Regions from separate parts of the Homo sapiens genome. Here region 2 is linked to region 1. A link is an interaction called in ENCODE POLR2A ChIA-PET data of the cell type or tissue named here. Cell type or tissue: B cell. All regions are shown on one strand.

What was found. ChIA-PET counts read pairs that join two places held together with the same protein. Peaks named below come from ENCODE experiments on the same cell type or tissue, not always from the same donor. Only the 100,000 strongest peaks of a DNase experiment are listed, where the experiment ranks them.
Region 2: POLR2A ChIA-PET joins it to region 1 with 6 read pairs; 2 of 35 experiments call an interaction of 5 or more read pairs at or near these places.

Annotation. Positions count from the first base shown.
Region 1 is chr5:134,543,305-134,545,804 of GRCh38, forward strand. All of the region lies in intron 3 of JADE2 (jade family PHD finger 2), which reads left to right. Among named protein-coding and RNA genes, the nearest start is that of JADE2, 19 kb to the left of the region's middle. RefSeq lists enhancers at 297-396, 497-726, 827-1,096, 1,157-1,256, 1,517-1,856. In B cell, no CTCF peak of the experiment used is centred here; DNase peaks (open chromatin) are centred at 967 and 1,947; H3K4me3 peaks cover 2,060 bases; H3K27ac peaks cover 2,500 bases.
Region 2 is chr5:134,305,700-134,308,199 of GRCh38, forward strand. CDKL3 (cyclin dependent kinase like 3) reads right to left here. Exons shown (of 13, transcript NM_001113575.2): 9 at 2,439-2,500; 10 at 910-1,003. Among named protein-coding and RNA genes, the nearest start is that of CDKL3, 60 kb to the right of the region's middle. In B cell, no CTCF peak of the experiment used is centred here; no DNase peak of the experiment used is centred here.

The DNA of each region.
Region 1 (2,500 bases):
CAGGCGTGAGCCACTGTGCCCCCTAGTACCTGTACTTTTTTAACAAGACCTGCTATTGGGATCCAGGGTTAAGAACAACTGCCATAGGCCCGGTGCGGTGGCTCATGCCTGTAATCCCAGCACTTTGGGAGGCCAAGGCAGGCAGATCACTCTAGGTCAGGAGTTCAAGACCAGCCTGGCCAACATGGTGAAACCCTGTCTCTACTAAAAAAAATTTTAAAAATTAGCTGGTCATGGTGATGCACACCTGTAATCCCAGCTACTCAGGAGGTTGAGGCAGGAGGATCACTTGAGCCCAGGAGGCGGAGGTTGCAGTGAGCCGAGATTGCACCACTGCACTCCAGCCTGAGCTACAAAGCAAGACTCTGTCTCAAAAACAAAAAAAAGCAAAAAAAGCAAAAAGACAACTGCCATAGACTTTTCCCTTCCCTTTGCCTAAAACAGGAGTTCCTGGCTTGGTTGTTCCCTGGAAGCTTCTTTGAGTATTTTTGAGGGGGTGGGGAGTGGAAGCTGTGGCTAGGTTGAAGGAGAGGGAGGGAGGCTCTCCAGCCTGGTTCAAAGATCTAAGCAACGTCAGGGAGTGTGGGTGGGGGCAGTCCACCACTCCATGTCCTTCCCACAGGGGCTGGGGAATTAACAAATTTTTGCCCCACCCCGGACTTGCCGGAGGTGTGAAGGACAGTTCTGGGAGAGACCTGGAGGCCAGCCGCATGTTTTGGAGGGCTACTGTTTGAGGTAGTGTCCTCCTCTGGCCTGGGCAGAGACACAGGCGGAAGGGCAGGCCAAGCGGTGGGGGTTTCCCCAAGCAGGCTGTCTTGAGGTAGAAAGCTGCATTTTCAGGAAGTCAGAGTCCCCAGAAGTCAGCCAGTGGGCAGAGGCCTGGGTCTCTGGACCGGGAGCTGCTGATGCTGATCAAAATCAGCAAGTGCTTAAGAGTACCTAGTGGGCCTAGCTCAGTGCTGGGGACAGAAAGCACAGGCCCTGTCCCTGGGGAGCTTGTCCTTTGTCAGCAGGATGCAGGTGCTACACAGGAAGGTGTCTGTTATGGGAGGTGCAGCCTGGCTTTGCCAAAACACCCAGGCTTTGCCCGAGGACATCTGTGACCCCAGGCGAGTGAGCCTCAGAGCCCTTATCATAGAGTTCTGCCCTGGGTCCTCCCAGGGAGTTGATGATCTGTAGATGTGACTCCTTCCCGAGACTCATGGAGCCCTGGGGGGTGAAGGGAACCCCAGAGGTGAGTGGGGCAGGAGGTGGGGAGTGTCGGGTAAAGCAGGCCACCCTGAGCTGGAAGCCTGGATGGTGGGAGTGGGGATTCAGCTGTCAGCTCCTCTATAGGCTGTGGTGACAAATTAGTACATCCCTAGTTGCATGTACCACTGAGGCCCTTCACCAATGTGTAGCACTTAGTCCCTGGGGAAGGGGCCTGAGAGAAGCCTCTGCTGCCAGCAAGAGGGTGTCCCCCAGACCCAGTGTCCTTGAAAGTCCCTCTATATGGAGTGCCACCCCCCACTCCCCCAAAAAACACAGCGAGTGGAGATGCAGCTTCTTAGCTCAACCCATGCTTTTAAAAATGGAATCCTCCTTCTACCCTGGGTGAAGGGTAAAGACAGGGGTGGCCAGATTGTGTTGGGGCTCCAAACCACAGGATAAATAAGATGCCTTCTGAGGAGCAGAGGTGTTATCCAGATGTTTGAAATGCCATTTTATAGTAGAACAATGAAGGCGTATGGTACAGTAAAATGCAAAATGCCCATAATTTGATAGATAAAACAGGAGAATCCAAAAAAAGGTTTTGTGCTTGCCCTTGTGGTTTTGAGCCAAGTTTCCAGCCCACCAGCAGTTCCTTTGCTACCCTGTGAGGCAGGCGGGTTGGGGCGAGCCCTTCCGCTAGGCTAAGTGCCTGCTTTCTGAGACTCACACTGCCTTTCTCTGGGGTGGGGGGCAGGATCCACTTCTATAGTTGGAAACGTTGCTGCTCCGCCAGCTGGAAGGGCCTCCTGGCCTCTGGGACTTGTCTTGCAAAAGAAATGTGTGTAATAAATTCTCTTTAAGAGCAGGAAGTGCTGTTATCCTCATGAAAATAAAAGAAAGAGACGTTGAGTGGGGTTTTTTTTTTTTTAAGTGTCTTACGAACTTAGCCTAGTGGTAGCTTGCAACACAACTGGGCAGGGGGTAGCTATTCTCATAGCCCTTCTTTCGTGTTTTATACTGAATTTTAACTGCATAAGTTTGCTCTTGGCTGGGAAACTCTTTATCAGGTTCCGGCCCAGAAAAGATTTTTTAAAAGAAGAGCCCTCTGTGTCTTGCAAGCAGTATTGCTGTGGTTAAAGGACAGTGGGGACCTCACACAAGTGGTTTCACCTTTCTGAATCTCAGTCTCCACATCTGTAAAATGGGGGTAATATGAATTAGGAGCCACGATATATGTAAAACTTTAACATAATACCTGACATGCCTTAACAGGGCAATTACCTTTCTCTGTTAGCTGTCATTTCTAATG
Region 2 (2,500 bases), 240 kb before region 1:
CCCTAATGTACTTAGTCATCTGCTTTTGGACAGGTTTGTATTGTTTTCAGTTTTTTGTTATTATAATTAACATTGTGCTTCAATTTTGAATAAATCAATTTCCTATGTAAAAAGTTGTGAGGTCCCATTAGCGATGAATAATGCAAAATAAGCCAAAAACAAAACAAAACAAAAGTTGGGAGGGGGATGAACTACATCGATTATTTTGATTATTTTTTCTAGTGAAAATAAGTTGTGTTTATTTGGCAATTGTTTTTAATCCATAAAGATATTAAAAACATTTTTTGGGAGTGAAAAAAACAAAACTTCTTGTGACTTTCAAAGGTGGAAATCTTAACTTACTCTGCCTAAGTCACATGTTAAATACATAAATTAAGATATATGAACTTAATTAATTGTGATAAATTAAGATATATGAACTTAATTAATTGTGAAAGCACTTAGAAAATAATGGCCTATTTTCAACTCAGGAAGAAAAAAAGAAACTTAAAGCACATTTTTAGAAGTGTTAGAGGCTGGGTGCGTTGGCTCACACCTGTAATCCTAGCACTTTGGGAAGCTGAGGCGGAAGGATCCCTTGAGCTCAGGAGTTTGAGACCAGCCTGGGCAACATAGTGAGACTTTGTCGCTACAAAAAAATGAACAAAATTAGCTGGGCATGGTGGCATGTGCCTGAAGTCTCAGCTACTTGGGAGGCTGAGGTGGGAGCATTGCTTGGGCCCAGGAGGTCGAGGCTGCAGTGAGCTGAGATCGTACCACTGCACTCCAGTCTGGGCAACAGAGAGAGATCCTCTCTCAAAAAAACAAAACAAACAAACAAAAAAGTATTAGAGCCCTAAAGATAGAGAAAAGGAAAAAAGAAGTAATGTTAAAAGAGGCCATATTTTAATGTGTAGCTTCTTGCCTTACTTGAATAGGACCTGGATCCTCTTGCCTGCTATTAGGCATAACTTGTCCAATAGATTGTGAAGAAGTGCGTCTCTTTTTTGCTCTTTCAGTTAACCTATTATTTAAAAATGAATGAGAAGTTACTAAAACTCCCCAGAAATGCTTTTTTTTTTTTTTTTTTTTTTTTGGCAGATTCTCACTCTGTCACCCAGGCTGGAGTGCAGTGTCATGATCTTGGCTCACTGCAACCTCTGTCTCCTGGGTTCAAGTGATTCTCTTGCCTCAGCCTCCCAAGTAGCTGGGATTACTGGTGTGCTCCAACATGCCCAACTAATTTTTGTATTTTTTGTAGAGACAGGGTTTTGCCATGTTGGCCAGGCTGGTCTCGAACTCCTGAGCTAAAGTGATACACTCGCCTTGGCCTCCCAAATTGCTGGGATTACAGGCACGAGCCACCATGCCCGGCCGAAATGCCTTTGTTTTAGCTTCAAGAATGAATAAATTATGGCTTGGAAGTCTACTGTTTGAACACTGAGTACCAAAATGCAATAGTGAGTCCTTACCTACCAATTGCCCTTAGGAGAGAGGTGGTAACAGGGCAGAGAACAATTAGTGCATGTTTACATCAGTGGTGACAGGCATGTTGTGGGGTTACTCCTGCTGGCCTACTTGCTCCCTTCTACCTGTTCTGAATTTGGTTCTCTTAACTATCAGCTTTCTCAATTTATGAACTTACTGTCCAAGACTGACTGGCTTACAACCATTGTTACTGATACCATGGTTTTGGGATCACCTCAAGAACAACTAGGCTCTTGCAGTCTGTAACCTGCTGTACCTTTGGACTGACATGGACATGTCCACTTGCTCACCTCTGCAGACCACTGGGCTTCACAACCTGTGGCCCAAACCAGTCTGCTAGAATCCTCTTGGGCTAATGAACCCAGTCTCCTCCCCTAGAATGACAGTAGCCTCCCTAAATTTTGAAGTGGCCTTACTGCCTTGTTGGACAAACTCTCACCATCCATCACACTGCCCTTGATTAACCAGACTCATGGACCAGTCTCTCAATCTGTATCAGAGGTTAAATCTAAAACTGGCCTAATATGCTATTTTTCTCCCAAAATATTTCACCTTGAAAGGCTATTTGACTTACGAAAGATTATTTTTTTACTATCCTTTCTCCACTTAGAGAATTTGCTATGATACAGAAATAAATATTTTGTTATACCAAGGCACATTGATACCAGAACTTAGGACATACCAACTTTTTTTCTCTTCAAAAATAAAAACATTTTTCAAAGGGTCTTTTTTTTTAATAAGGTTTTTCAAGAAGACATTAGTGAAAATTTAAACATCTATATGGCCAAGAAAAGTTAATTTCTTCTACAGCATCCATAAGAAACACTCAGTAAATGGCCCATTATACAGCTTTAATTTCAATATATTTTCTTCAAGTTCAGTTTACATACAGACACTATGAACACGATTCTTTGAAATACCATTATACAGGAATGTTGTATTATTTAGGTTTCTTCTCTGTTACAGCTCACCTCACACTGGGGTGAAAGAGATTTGAACTGAGATTTGCAGCCATCAAATTACTGTTAGTTAG